Regions from separate parts of the Homo sapiens genome. Here regions 1, 2, 4 and 5 are each linked to region 3. The links are chromatin contacts, found by Hi-C or POLR2A ChIA-PET in ENCODE. All regions are on one chromosome and are shown on one strand. The core of a region is the stretch at or near the end of the contact, and the rest is flanking DNA. Distances in the headings are between cores, read along the strand shown.

What was found. Hi-C counts contacts between places; a loop is a spot of excess contacts on that map. ChIA-PET counts read pairs that join two places held with the same protein, here RNA polymerase II (POLR2A). Pooled maps may share reads with other maps.
Region 1: a loop to region 3 is called in a pooled map, with 3 times the contacts of the local background. The contact joins the enhancer-like site here to the promoter of SESN2 in region 3. A Hi-C loop is called at or near these places in 1 of 37 single-sample maps with no recorded cell type and 4 of 50 pooled maps. POLR2A ChIA-PET finds 5 or more read pairs at or near these places in 2 of 52 experiments (A673 and GM12878).
Region 2: a loop to region 3 is called in a pooled map, with 4 times the contacts of the local background. The contact joins the enhancer-like site here to the promoter of SESN2 in region 3. A Hi-C loop is called at or near these places in 1 of 50 pooled maps. POLR2A ChIA-PET finds 5 or more read pairs at or near these places in 3 of 52 experiments (A673, OCI-LY7 and WTC11).
Region 4: a loop to region 3 is called in a pooled map, with 10 times the contacts of the local background. The contact joins the promoter of FAM76A here to the promoter of SESN2 in region 3. A Hi-C loop is called at or near these places in 1 of 168 maps with a recorded cell type or tissue (naive thymus-derived CD4-positive, alpha-beta T cell), 1 of 37 single-sample maps with no recorded cell type and 14 of 50 pooled maps. POLR2A ChIA-PET finds 5 or more read pairs at or near these places in 2 of 52 experiments (T-cell and WTC11).
Region 5: a pooled map shows a loop between it and region 3 (2.8-fold over the local background). The contact joins the enhancer-like site here to the promoter of SESN2 in region 3. A Hi-C loop is called at or near these places in 4 of 50 pooled maps. POLR2A ChIA-PET finds 5 or more read pairs at or near these places in 3 of 52 experiments (A673, H1 and WTC11).

Annotation. Positions count from the first base shown.
Region 1 is chr1:27,630,147-27,633,023 of GRCh38, reverse strand. All of the region lies in intron 1 of FGR (FGR proto-oncogene, Src family tyrosine kinase), which reads left to right. Among named protein-coding and RNA genes, the nearest start is that of FGR, 3.6 kb to the left of the region's middle. RefSeq lists enhancers at 344-393, 794-933, 1,064-1,113, 622-1,122. Within about 2 kb of position 1,328, at least 25 of the 41 ENCODE cell types and tissues checked have a DNase peak (open chromatin) inside an H3K27ac peak, as active enhancers do; they include GM12878, where a contact is called at or near this core.
Region 2 is chr1:27,657,910-27,660,637 of GRCh38, reverse strand. It overlaps LINC02574 (long intergenic non-protein coding RNA 2574), which reads left to right. Exons shown (of 2, transcript NR_151722.1): 2 at 1-310. Among named protein-coding and RNA genes, the nearest start is that of LINC02574, 3.4 kb to the left of the region's middle. RefSeq lists a silencer at 553-792 and an enhancer at 902-1,402. Within about 2 kb of position 1,342, at least 31 of the 41 ENCODE cell types and tissues checked have a DNase peak (open chromatin) inside an H3K27ac peak, as active enhancers do; they include OCI-LY7, where a contact is called at or near this core.
Region 3 is chr1:28,258,266-28,260,965 of GRCh38, reverse strand. SESN2 (sestrin 2) reads right to left here and starts at 1,448. Exons shown (of 10, transcript NM_031459.5): 1 at 1,029-1,448. The coding sequence starts at 1,118. RefSeq lists silencers at 538-597, 1,378-1,587 and enhancers at 857-1,705, 1,698-1,877.
Region 4 is chr1:27,724,471-27,727,268 of GRCh38, reverse strand. It overlaps FAM76A (family with sequence similarity 76 member A), which reads right to left and starts at 1,308. Exons shown (of 9, transcript NM_152660.3): 1 at 1,108-1,308. The coding sequence starts at 1,188. RefSeq lists silencers at 784-1,483, 1,322-1,964.
Region 5 is chr1:28,773,800-28,776,638 of GRCh38, reverse strand. No RefSeq gene overlaps it. Among named protein-coding and RNA genes, the nearest start is that of OPRD1, 37 kb to the left of the region's middle. RefSeq lists an enhancer at 1,188-1,482. Within about 2 kb of position 1,283, at least 22 of the 41 ENCODE cell types and tissues checked have a DNase peak (open chromatin) inside an H3K27ac peak, as active enhancers do.

The DNA of each region.
Region 1 (2,877 bases), core at 79-2,578, 630 kb after region 3:
TGAGTGGATGTTTGGGTGATCTCTGCAGCCACCTGGGGCTGATGTGGCAAAGGAAGTGGCCAGACCTCAGGAGGCTGGGTAGGGAACCCCAGAGCTGGGGAAGTAGGGGCCAGGGCTCTTCCCACGCAGAGCAGACTGGGCTGACCTAAGGTGGGAAAAGGCAGGATGTCCCCCTCACCGCCCCACTCCCCTGAGGGACCAGGGAGGGGGCTTCCTGTCTGGCCACACTGTGAAATCTAGACTCCCATCCCTTGGCTGCCCCTGGACCCCCGCCCCCCGCCGCCATGGCTTCCATCTCCTGAAAATCCTGAGTCCCAGGCCAGATGGCATCTAAAGAGCTGTGTTTTAGAGGCTGGTGGGTGGTTTTCAGCAACAGGTGGAAAACCACTTTTACCCACAAGAAGTGGAAAAAACTGCTAATGGCCTCGGGACCACATGGAGGGTAAAGGCCACCCCCGATCCTGCACACACCTGGCCTCACCACGGTGGTGGTGGAGTCAGACAGGGTTGGGTGGGTATGTCTTCTTCAGGAGGCAGTTTCGAGGCCTCAAGAAAGGATGGTGTGAGATGAAAGGGGGTTAATGAAGGCAGGGCACGGTGGCTCACGCCTGTAATCCCAGCACTTTAGGAGGCCGAGGTGGGTGGATCACCTGAGGTCAGAAGTTCAAGAACAGCCTGGCCAACATGACTAAACCCCATCTCTACTAAAAATACAAAAATTTAGCTGGGCATGGTGGCAGACGCCTGTAATCCCAGCTACTCAGGAGGCTGAGGCAGGAGAATTGCTTGAACCCGGGAGGCAGAGGTTGCAGTGAGCCGAGATCGAACCATCGCATTCCAGCCTTGGCGACAGAATGAGACACTGTTTCAAAAAAAAAAAAAAGAAGAAGAAGAAGAAGAAGAACAAAGAAAGAAAGAAAGGGAGTTAATGAGCAGTGGGGGCCTCAGCAAAGGCACTGGCATTCAGCCAGGTGGAGGGTCTCGGTGAGAGGACTGAGGGTGAGGGATGGAAGCCCGCCCGGTCTGAGGGATAGGGCCTAGTGAGAGATGCGGCACAGTGGGATGGGAGTCACCTGCAGACCTCAGCCTTGCTCCCTGACCCTCCAGCCCTGGCCTGCCCCCGGCCAGCCCAGAGCCTGGAGGAGAAGCCGGAACTCTTGCAGGATGGTGGTTTCCTGCCCCTGCCCAAAGTCCCGGTTCCCTTTTGATGAAATCCCCCAGGCGGCTGGGCCAGCTCAGCCCTCTCACCTCACCCTGGGAACTTCTCTTTCTTCTCAGCCCTGCCCAGTTCTGTACCCTCTGGTCCCACACCGTCACTGCCACGGAGGACCTTCCTCAAGGGAAAGGAGGGAAGTGAAAGTTCACTGGGCACTTACTGTATGTCTGATGCTTTCAGTGATGTGACCCCATTTGATGCTGAGAAGCAACCCCAGGAGGTGGACATTTGTATTCTTATTTTATAGGCAAAGATGCTGCCGCTCAGGGAGATGAACTGACTTGCCCAATGCCTTAAGCTAGTTGTCAGGCAGGCTAGAATTTGAGCCTAAATCTGCCTCTAGATCCCACAGATACTTGGTGAGGGTTGCGGGGGCAGGACATCCTGTGTCTACATCAAAGAACTGGCATAGCTTTGGGAAGTGTGGGCCTCGAAAAAGGATGGGTGGACCTGGGGTTCCTATGTCCAGCAGTAGGGGTGAGTGGGAGGCAGGGTCCCTCCCTGCTGGGTGACCAGCTGCCATATGACAGGGGTGGTGTGTTCGACCGGAAGTATGACATTCACTAGTTAGGAACAGCATGATCTCCTGCTCAGGCTTTGGAGAACACAGCAGTGGGGGAGGGAACAGAACTCTGGACTTGAATTAATAGTCCTGACTTTGAATCCCTTGTCTGGCTGTGTGATCCTGGGAAAGTAACTTCCCCCTATGCAAAAGAGAAGGTGGAGTGGTAAATGGTCCCTGGGGGCCATTCTGGTTTTGGTTATTGGTCACACTTGGCCACTGCACATCGGGCAAGAGCCACATGTCATGAAGCCCTCACAACAACTACTCAGAAGGTGCAGATGCAACAACTAAGGCTCAGAGGCTTATGTCAAAGATCCAAGGTCATAGAGCTACTGAAGAATGGAGCTGGGGAGGGCCACAGGGCAGATGTTGAAGTGAGGAGCACTGCGGTCCAGGGTTGGACCTCAGTTTGATACTTGTAACCTGATTTTGACCCTGATGGGGATCTCGGAGGCGACTCCTGTAAACCAGATGTTCAAGAGACATATTTATAAACAGAACCAAGTGCCCAGAATGATGCTGTGGCTACTCTCTGAGCTGCCCCCTTTCTGGTATTAGCAGGCAGCGAAGTTCAGTGCTGAGAAAAGAGAGACCTGGCTTCTTCAGATTCAGCGACTGCCTGAGAAAATCTGGGCAGATATGGCTCTCTCTCTCTCTCTCCTGCGCCCCTCCCTCCCCCCACCTGCGCCCTGCCTGCTGTATCAAGGATTTAGAGCATGAGGCACAGGGCTGAGAACACTAGGTGCTCCTTAAGAGACACACGTTATTGCAGGGGTGTCCAATCTTTTGGCTTCCCTGGGCCGCATTGGAAGAAGAAAAATTGTCTTGAGCCACACATAAAATACACTAACACTAATGATAGCTGATGAGCTTTAAAAAATTGCAAAAAAGGCCGGGTGCAGTGGCTCATGCCTGTAATCCCAGCACTTTGGGAGGCCGAGGCGGGCAGATCACGAGGTCAGGAGATCGAGACCATCCGGGCTAACACGGTGAAACCCCGTCTCTACTCAAAATACAAAAAATTAGCCAGGCGTGTTGGCAGCGCGCCTGTAGTCCCAGCTACTCAGGAGGCTGAGGCAGAAGAATCACTTGAACC
Region 2 (2,728 bases), core at 93-2,592, 600 kb after region 3:
CAGGGACCTGAGCCCCAATCCAAGTTAGACACCTGGTTATTGCAGCAGCCTGTATCTCACCGTCCCAGAATGAATCATGACTGCAATGAAAACGATGGCATGAGCATTTGTTACCATCAGGCTTCCGCCCTAGATTATGAGCTCCCTGAGGACAAGCAGAGGGTTCATCTCTCTTTATAGCTAGAACCCAGCACAGCGCCTGGCACTCAGGAGGCACCCAATTACTTTGGCTGACTGGATAGACATACATACAGACGGACGGATAAATGGCTGGAAGAGGAGTGATTGAAAAAATACATTTTAAAATGCCCTGGCTGCATTTCTTAGAGCAGTTATAATGCGCGCAATTCACACGGGAATTATTTTCACCCTTTGAGGGTCCGCACCCACCGGTGCCCCAGTCGCCTTTCCCAGGCAAGGCCACTGGGCGGGGCATCCGGGGCCGTCGGAGTGACGTAACAGCGGGGCGCGTCCGGAGCCGGCCCTCACTTCCTGATTGGCAAGCGCGGTGGCCACACCCACCGCCGCAGCCGTCGGAGTAGAGATGGTGGCAGCGATGGGCGGAGGGGGAGGCCCGGCGTTCGCGCAGACGGCGGTGGGGCGGTGGGGCGGTGGGGCGGTGGGGCGGCCGCGCCGGCTTCAGGGCGTCGGGGTCTCCCGGGGCACGTTCATGAAGCCGGCGAGGTGGAGACTGGGCGCCGAGCGGTTTGCGAGGCTCGCGCGGTTCCGGGGGGCAGTGGGACGGCGGAGGGCTCGTGCGCTGCGGCTGGACCGCTCCCCGCGGCGGGCCGGGCACAGGGTGTGACCGGGCCTCCGGGCGCTCGCTGCAGCGCGTCTATTTCGGTGCCTCTGACCTCAGCGAGGAAAGTCCCAGAAACACAGCCCCACCCTCCCTCTCACCCTCCTTGACACGCTCGCCTCTTCCCCACCACCCCAAACTCAGACCCAGAAGAACTGCGGGAAACTAGGCGCCTGCAGACCTGGTTTCTTAGCCCTAACTCTGTGTGACCCAGAACAGGAGTCCATGACTTGTGGACGTTAGTCCGCTTATCTGTAAAATGAAGCGACACCTGCGTTAGATGATGCGAGGTATGAAGTACCCTGCACTAGGGGTGCTGGTGCTAGGTGCTCCAGGGTTACTAGTTTCTTCCTGATCCTGCCGCTGATGTGCTCTGTGTCTTAGAGCAATTTCACTTAACCTCCGGGGCCAGGCTTCCCCCATCCTAGGATGAGTCAATTGCCTTTCTAGTCCCAGGGTCCTGGGGGCCAGGCCTTCTTGAATCATGGAGTCCGTGGCAAGCTAAGAGCAGGCACCGCCTCCTGGTGTCGGGGCTCTTGCCTTTCTGAGCCCTCACCCTCTTCTTTCCCCATGCTCCCCACCCCCCAGCTCAGGGCCCTCCAGCCTTGTCTCTTGACTTCTCTAAGGTTCCTCTGACAAGTGAGTTTTCTCATCCTCCCTGATGGCTCGAATGAGGTTGTGCCTAAGATGGCTGGGCTCCCCAGAGGCTCTTTGAGGTTTCAGTCTGCTGAGACCTTAAAGGGCATCCCAGGACAACCTTCCTGCATGTTCCTACCAAGGTTGAGTCACTCCCCTGCACAAAACCATTCAGAGGCTCCGTATGGCCCTCAGGCCACTTGGCAAGACCCACAGGCCACAATACCAAGGTCTCTCTTCTCAGCCAAGCCCCCAGGCAGGCTATAGCCAGACTCAACTTTCAGCTGTCTTTCCTCTCTCCCAGTGACACAAACCTCTGCTGGGATCACTTCTTCCCTGAGCCATCCCCTCACACCTTTTACCTGGCTAACTCCTCATCCCTGATCATCATGGAAGAGGATGGATCCTGACCCCTAAGGTGGGTCTCAGTTCAGCTGAGGACTGGTGAGTGACTGCTGACCTCACTCAGCGCAGCCACTCCCCTCCTTGCCTCCTTCCCTCTGCCCACGTTGAACTTTCAGCTGCTTGAAAATACATGTCTCTCTCGCCTCTGAGCCTTTGCACCTGTTTTTCTCTCAGACCTAAACACTCTTCCCTTCCCTATTTAACTTGTATTTATCCTTCAAAAAAAAAAAATCTCAGTTTAGGGCCAGGTGTGGTGGCTCATGCCTGTAATCCCAGCATTTTGGGAAGCCAAAGTGGGCGGATCACCTGAGGTCAGGAGTTCAAGACCAGCCTGGCCAACATGGCAAAACCCCATCTGTACTAAAAATAGCAAAAATTAGCCGAGCATGGTGGCATGCACCTGTAGTCCCAGCTACTCAGGAGGCTGAGGCAGGAGAATCGCTGGAACCCAGGAGGCAGAGGTTGCAGTGAGCCGAGATTGCACTACTGCACTCCAGCCTGGGCGACAGAGCGAGACTCCGTCTCAAAAAAAAAAAAAAAAAAAAAAAAAAAAAAAAATCAGTTTAGAAGTCAGTTTCTCTATGGGTTGGAGGCTGGAGTTCATGACCAGCCTCTGCAATATAGAACACATACTGTCTTGGCAGTATTTAATGTCTCCCCATTAGAATGTAAGTTATCGGTTGGCAGTGGTGGTGGCTCACACCTGTAATCCCAGCACTTTGGGAGGCCAAGGTGAGATGATTGCTTGAGGCTAGGAGTTCAAGACCACCCCGAGCAACATAGCAAGACCCCATTTCTACTAAAAAAAAATTTTTTTTTTTTGAGATGGAGTTTCACTCTTGTTGCCCAGGCTGGAGTGCAATGGCGTGGTCTCATCTCACTGCAACC
Region 3 (2,700 bases), core at 199-2,698:
GGGCCTCAATGTTCTTCCTGTAAAATGGGGCTATAGCGTAGCTTGTATTGCTGGTTTAGTCCTGAGGACTTAGGTTAAAGGCGAAAAAAACTCAGAGCCTGGTATCTAGTAGGTGCATAATAAATGATAAGATGTCCATTATCGCTGCTGCTGGTAGTGGTGGGGGAGTGCGAACTGTCAGTCTGGTTAGGTCCAGCCTAATTCCCGGTCTCCCTGCAAAGCCCCTGCGGGCTATGCCGGGATGCGAATGCGGGGGGGTGGAGGGGAGCGGCGCGAAGGGAGGGTGGGGGAGGAATTTCTGGAAAACAAACTTCTGGGCCTTCAGACCACTTACTTAGCAGGGCGCAGCCTAACCCGCGCTTGGCTTCGGAAGCCGCGACCAGGGTTGTCCCCTCTCCCCCCAGCTTTGGCTGCCGCCGCCGCGTACCGGGCGGCCCGCCAAGCCCCCAGAGCCCCTGCGCTCTCCCTCCAAAGCAGGAGTGCGGTGGACATAGGATGAGGTCGACTTTCACTGGCCAGTCCCAGGTGCCTACGCCCCGCGCTGGGGGACAGGAGCCGGGAGGCACCCCAGGAAGGGTCCTCTGCCCGCCGGCCCCCGCGAAGAGGAAGGGACTCCGCGGAAGGGGGCGGGGAGGAGGAGTGGTCTGGCCGCTCCGGCCGGGATTTGCCTGGACTTGAAGACGCTCAGGAGCCCAAAGCTCGGAGAGCCTCCAGAAGGCTTCTCCCTCATTGGCCAGGAGTCCGAGGGAGCCGAGGAAGGATCCGCGGCCCTGGGGTGGGGCGGTGAGGGAGAGGGGGAGAGGGAGGGAGGAGGGGGAGAGGGAGGGGGAGAAGGAGGGAGAGGGGAGACAGAGTGGGGGAGGGGTGCCGAGGGCCGCGGCTGCCAGTTGATGCAACCCGGGTCCCGGGTTACGCGCTCGGCTTTCCCTCCCCGAGCCCAGGACACACCGACTCAGCTCCGGACAGCCTGAGGCTCAGACGCGGTTCGGGGTTCCAGGGAAGAGGGGCGTCGCGCGGCCGCCGCTTACCTCTCCGGGGCCCGAGTCGCCGACGCCGCCCGGGGCGAACCGCAGGTAGTCCTTGAGCTCTGCGCGGCACTCGGAGTCCGCCACGATCATGGTGCGCGCCAGGACCCGGTCGCGGCTCGCCGACGACCCGTGCACCCGAGTGGGTTTCGGAGGGACGCCCGAATGAAGCCGGGACTGGGCGCCGCCGGGGAGCTTCTAGAACCCCGGGGCGTCTCTCGGGGCTCCAGAACGCTCCGGAATCCGAGAACGGCCGCTTTGGTGCTGGACTCTTCCCCCAGTCGGGCTTCGGGAACGGCGAACGGCCTCGGGGGCCTGGGAAGGGCCGCAGCGCAGGGGTTTTCACGGCCTCGGAAGTCCGCAGGGGCCAGGGCTGCTCCCGGACCCAGCGCTCCTCAGCATCCCCGCCGCGGAACTGCCAGCGCTCGCCGGGCTCTGACACCAGCAGTTCAGCCCGCTGCGGTCCCCGGGGGAGGGCGGGGACACAAAAGCCCGGCGGTCCAGCCAATCAGAGGTCTGTTTCCCCGGGGAGGCGGGGGAAACTCCGCCCCCTGGAGTCACGGGCTCCGCCAATCAGCACCGGGGAGCGCCCGGAATTCTGGGAGTTGTAGTCCGCCTCGGGTGAATGCTGCAAACTTTTGCAAGACGGTTTAGTCAGATCCCTGGCAACACCAGACGGCAGTGACAGCCCTAAGAGTCATTAGGGTTGCGTGATGAAAAGGGACTTCACTGGGCTAGGCCAAACAGCCGAGTGTGAAATCTCCTAAATGAATTCTTCATCTTTTCAGTTCCTGGAGGGACTGGCTAGGGTTAAGAGAGGTTTGGCTCGCGTCCTATCCGGTGCTGCTAATTATAGAACTGAACCCCAGATATTTAGAGGTCAGAGGGCACAACCCTGCTCCCCCTGGCCTCGGGGAAGCTCCAAAGATGCGAGACACAGGGAATTCACCTTATTTGTGGAGCCTCAGGAAAAGCCTTCATTCCTTGAAATGTCATTGGTAACTTCGTGTGGAACCTCAATCCCTATTGCTGGAAGTTTTCTTCCTTCTGCTACCCGTCCTGGCTTCCACCCCTCCCACCCTCCTCGAAACTTTGTAACAAGGTGTTCTGCTGGATCTTTGCTCACCTCTCCCTCTGGCCTTCTCTGACTCCTCTTTCACCACCCACTTCCTAAAACGTGGGTGCTTCCCCAGTTTGTTTTTGCCCCTCTTCCCTCCAGACACTCTCCCTGATCTCATTCACTTCCTGGCCTTCAACTCGCCTCTTGCCAGAAAGTTGCCTCTACCAACACCTCAGCACCTCCAAGCTAAATTCATTTTCTATTCATTTCAAACGGAGCCTCTTCCTTCACAGTTTTCCTTCAGAGCTCCTTTTTTTGTTTCCATTTTAAAGTTATTGTTTATTCTAGACAGGGAATCCTGCCAGGGGTGAGGGTGGATAAGACCCCCAAGTCCCCCTCTGAGACTTCTAAGTCTAAGCTTACAATTCCAAAGATGAAACCGACTTGGTTTCCTGCCTCCAGATTCTTGGGAAAAAGAGATTAATCTCACCCTCCCCTGAGCTCCCAAGGCACTTGAGCTGGATCTCTTTTCACATGTATCACATTCTACCTAGTTTTTTTTGTTTTTTGTTTTTTTGTTTTCTGTTTTTTTGTTTTTGTTTTTTGTTTTTTAGT
Region 4 (2,798 bases), core at 59-2,558, 530 kb after region 3:
ATTATATGGAACTAGCCATAAATTGTAAAACAAACATATATATGAACAAGTCCCAGACTGGGAATCAGAAGCCCTGAATTCCAGGCCTGGTTCTTCTGCCACTGTGTGATTTTGCGGTTTACTTGTGAAATGAAAGTGCTGGATTAAAATTATTATTTATATATACATAACTTCCTTAAAATCATATATACATATTTTGAGGCCAAAAAGGGCACTCAAGCACTTGCATTCCCCCAGACCTGGTATATAAAAACTGGCAAATGGAAAGTCATGACCATCTGAGGCAAAAGTGACAATTATGAGTTATCCAAATCAGAGACACAAACTGGATTATTGGATAACCTCAACATTATTCTTCAGCCAGTTTGGTGACTTTTTAACTGTTGCCTCACAGCACCTCTAGTCACTTAAAAAGTAAAAGTGGGATAAAGCAACTTAAAAGAAAAAGAGAAGTTGGACCTTCAGGAGCAAAAACTGATCAGCAGCTAGTCAGGGAAGACCGAAGACCACCAACTGGATGCTGAGAAGTGATCCCTCGGATCTGTGAGCCTGACTGTGGGGCTTTTTTAAAACATAAAGCCTTGCTGCCTCCGATTCTGAGACTGGCCGAAAAGTGAGATGCTTAAAAAAAAAAAAAAAATCAAGCCTTGCTACCTCCGATTCTGAAACTGGTCGAAAAGTGCCCGTGAGGAGCCCGAGTTCGACACATTCCTCCAAGGCAGCACCCAACTTTGGAGTTCAGTCCCAGGAGGGGCAGGAGGTCCCCACCAGGGAGACCGCGGCGGCGGGGGAGGCAGCGCAAAGGGATCCCGAAGGCGACCAGTCAGGGCAAGCAGGGGACCCGCTGTCCCTCCCCCGACCTCACGGGGTCCGAGAACAATCCCCACGGTTGCTAAGCACCCGGACACGCCGGCCGCGGGAGCCTGGACCGGGTCCCGGCTCCCGCACGTGCCCCGCCGGCCCCCAGCGGGGTGGGTGCGGCTCCTCAGCCTGGCGGGCCTGCCACACCCTGCTCCGGGGACCCCGCCGGGCGTCCCCACAGAATCTGGAGCTCCGGGCCGCGCCTCCTGCGTCCCCAGTTCCCGGCCGCCGCCCCAGCCCGCGCACCTTGCACAGCTGCTGCCCCTGAGACAGCGCCTCGAAGGGGAAGCGCTGGTGGCACTTGGTGCAGGCGTAGAGCGCCGCCATGTCCGGCCCGGGCCGCGCTCACCGACCCGCCGGCCCGGCCCGCCGATTTATCTGACAGTCTGAGGCACAACCCGGCGGCGGCTGCAGGCTGCTGGCTGCGGCAGGCGGGCGGGCGCAGGCGGGTCGGGGCGGACCCGGGCGGGCTGGGGCGGGCACGGCGACTCTAGACGCCCGCTCACTGGTGGGCTTTGACGTCGATCAAGTGGGAAGGGGCGGAACACGGAGCTTTCGCCCACTCTGATTCGGTCTGGCCTGGAGTACGCCACTGTGACGCTCCAGGCCGCGATTATGTAAAGCGCAGTCACGCGGGGGCGCCACCTGGAGGGGACAGGCTCCCGGCCGGGACCTCGGAAGAGCTTAGGCTCCGCCCTACTTGCTCAGCGTTCCCGCCCTCGCTCCGCCTCTCCACGGCCTCAGGCGCATCTGCGCTTCTCGCGATACCTTCGGGGATTTGTGATGTTTTGGTTTCCATGGAGCTGCCCTCTGGGAGCACGAGGGGTACAATTGGAACGAAGGCGGCGCACAGTTAACTGGAACTCTGCAGCCGTCCAAGCCCAAAGAAGGTGGGGAGCTTGGGAAAGAAGTTCCTCATAATCGGAGCAGGAGGAGCCCGCCCAGCCTCGCTCAAAGGAGGAGACGAGACTCTGAGGGACAATTTAGAAGTGTGTCCTCAATTTAAGACACCTAAATAGGGAACTGTGGGGCTGTGGGCCTTAGGAGAGAAAAGGAGAGCCCCAGAGAGAGCACCCCTATGCTGCGGAAGAGGGACTAAAGAGATGGCAGTCCTTCCAGGAGGGATTGGACAGATATTCAGGCGTCCGGTGGCCTGCAGGCCCCCATCAGAGTGGGCTGCAATTGGCCCAGACCTGCTTCCTACTTTGTTTTCTCCGGTTTCACCCCCAGCTTCTCTCGCAAGCAACCACCTGGTGATTCCTGACGAGGCCTGACTTCCGGAAGGCAAGCCACGCCCTCCGGGCTCCCCTGCCTCTCTTTGGCTCCAGCTTGGCATGTATAGGAGCTGCCCAAGGAATGACAGACTTCTTGTTCTTGAGGTGTTGGCAAAGCTTCCTGCACTGCTGACCTATCCAAGTCCTGCCTTGTAGCTGCTCTTGGGCATAGGTTACTCTTGGCTCTGCCAACCACCCGTACAGGACTAATTGCAGTTTTACCTCAACGTGCGCTTTTTACAATTAAAAACTGACTTAATGGCTTCTATTTCCCTGCCTCAACAAAAAAAATTTACTCTCTCTGAACCCAAATCTGGCTGCTTCCTTGTAGGATCCCCCAAAGATGTGCATTAATCATTAGGATCAGAAAGCAAAGTTTCCAAATCACTGTTCCACAACTAACTACATGACCTTGGATCTATCACTGAACTTCTCACGGCCTCGTTTTTCTCAATTGTACAATGAGGTCATTGTGAGAATCAAAACCAGTACATGAGTCGGGGCGGGATGGCTCACAACTGTAATCCCAGCACTTTGGGAGGCTGAGGCCAGAGGATCACTTGAGCCTTGGGATTTAAGACCAGCCTGGGTCGGCCGGACGCGGTGGCTCACGCCTGTAATCCCAGCACTTTGGGAGGCCGAGGCGGGTGAATCACCCGAGGA
Region 5 (2,839 bases), core at 34-2,533, 520 kb before region 3:
CACACTTTTTATTCTGCATGTGTAACTGTCTGAACTGTGTTAGCTGTTTGTTTGTTTTAAATTAGAACAGCACTACTGGGGCCCGGCGCGGTGGCTCACGCCTGTAATCCCAGCATTTTGGGAGGCGGAGGTGGCCGGATCACCTGAGGTCAAGAGTTAGAGACCAGCCTTACCAACAAGGTGAAACCCCGTCTCTACTGAAAATACAATTGGCCAGGCATGGTGACGGGCTCCCGTAATCCCAGCTACTTGGGAGGCTGAAGCAGGAGAATCGCTTCAACCCTGGAGGCAGAGGTTGCAGTGAGCCAAGATCGTGCCACTGCACTCCAGCCTGGGAGATAGCACTCCAGCCTGGGAGATGGAGTAAGATTCCATTTAAAAAAAAAAAAAAAGCACCAGTAACGTCAATTTAAATCCCTGTAAAACTCATACCATCAAGTGGCTTCAGAGGCAATTTCCTTTTTCGGACGAGAAAATGCGTGCACAGAGCAATTCTCTGACCTGCCCAGTATCACAGACCTCTTGAAGGATGGCACAGACAGCCTATGAGAGAGAGCTGAGCTGTGGAGGACGATGAAGAGGCGAAGGGCTCCTGTGGTTTCCAGAGATAAAGAAAAGCTAGGGAAAAAACGCCAATATAGATAGGGGCAGTTTTCTGGGTAGCTCTGCTCTTATGGAGCTCGCCAAATATAAGATGGTATATTCCTTAAACAGGATGCTGAGAAAACAAGAATCTTCATTTATTTCTCTTTTCCCCAATGCCCAACAATAGTAGCGACAGGAGCTCACAAAATACAGGTTAACTAACACATGGAAACAACAGATGAGTACACTCACACGCACACCTGGAGAGGGCAGCAAAATTGGGAGTTTCCTCGGGGAGCTGCCCTTCAGAGGCACCTCAACTTTTTCGAGTACATGAACCCACGGCCCGCAGGTCGGCTAACAGCTTTCCAACCTTTACCAAGCCTCATGTCTGAGCATTATTGAAGAGGCCGAAGAAAGCAATAAGCTACACATGACACGAATGTCATCTTTGCCTGGTTAGCAGGGTGGTGTGAAACCCCATTTCCCTCTCAGACGACCCAGCTCACCTGCGCAGGTGAGGGCCGGGCGCTTCCGCACAGGCGCAGAAGCAAGGGCGGACACCATCTTGAGCCGCAGCTCAAGGTGGCACAACCGCCGTCAGAGAGAAGGCGTACAAAAACCAGGCTGCGACGGGGTGGGGAAGCATGGAGGGAACCTGGCTACAGCCGGGCAGAAGGTGGCCCTCCTCCATCCGCAGGCACGGCGCACGCGCCGTCCAGCCGCCAAGCCCGGCCCCCGCAGGCGGAGCTCCAGAGCCTGTCCCGGAAACCCGGAGCCAAGGGCCCTAAAGGGCGTGGGACCTTCTGTAATTCCCTCCACTAGCTGAAGACCGCTGGCTTTCACCACACCATGTCAGCTTCCCACGTGCAAACCCGGCAGCTGTAATTAAACATCACAGTTCCAAAGGCTTCTCAGTAGTAAGGAGGTGCACCAGCTGCCCAGAAACCACTAGCGATGAGCGATGCTCATGACAAAGTGGCATTGCTTCCTAAAGCAGAAAAAATTGATTGCAAGTGGACTTACAGATCTGAATCCTAGGGACACCTTTACTTCCACTCTCATTTTCAAAACATTCATGACACGCAGGCCACAAGTCAACTTTCAAATAAAAGTCAAATAAGTGGTAACATCAAGTGCAATGTTAGCTCCATAATGAAAAACGAAAACTTAATTTTTTTAGTATGTTTTGAGACGGAGTTTCACTCTTGTCGCCCAGGCTGGACTGCAATGGCATGATCTCGGCTCACTGCAACCTCCACCTCCTCCTGGGTTCAAGCAATTCTCCTGCTTCAGCCTCCCGAGTAGCTGGGATTACAGGCGTGCACCACCACACCCGGCTAATTTTTGTATTATTAGTAGACATTAGTAGAGACGGGGTTTCACCATATCGGCCAGGCTGGTCTCGAACTCTTGGCCTCAGGTGATCCACCTGCCTTGGCCTCCCAAAGTGTTGGGATTACAGGCGTGAGCCATTGCCCCCGGCCGAAAACTTTTATTACAAGAGCATTTACTTTCTCACTGGTAGAGAAAGCTCCAAGGTGTGGGAACCAGGACTTCAAACATTCTAGGTAGGACTTCTAACGTTTTGGGGTCTCTATTTACAAGGCTTAACAGAGACATCGTGAAAGGATGTAAACCCATGAGCACTGAGCCATACCCTAGCTGAAGTACTGTCAAGTGGAAGCCCTCTAATTCCAGAGGATTCATTCACATGTAGCTTTTTAAAAGGTGAGGACAAAATAAAGTGGTTAAGTGTTTTGATTAGTCTCAATAATTCTCCACTTACCCTGGTAATAAGTCCCAGTTTAATAATCCATTGCAATTTGAAGAATTGCCTTTAAAAAAAGTTCAATAGGGCCGGGCACGGTGGCTCACGCCTGTAATCCCAGCACTTTGGGATGCCAAGGCAGCTGGACCACGAGGTCAGGAGTTTGAGAACAGCGTGGCCAACAAGGTGAAACCCTGTCTCTACTAAAACTACAAAAATTAGCCGGGCACGGTGGCAGGCACCTGTAATCCCAGCTGCTCAGCAGGCTGAGGCAGGAGAATCACTTGAATCCAGGCGGCAGAGATTGCAGTGAGCCGAGACTGCGCCACTGCACTCCAGCCTGGGCAAGAGACGCTGTATCTTAAAAGCAAAAAACAAAACAAAACGAAAAAACACCTCGATAATTCTGAAACATTCTCCAATAAAAGGAAGCAGAATTTCTTGGAAAAAAGTGGAATTGGGGCAGGGAAAATACAAGATTCC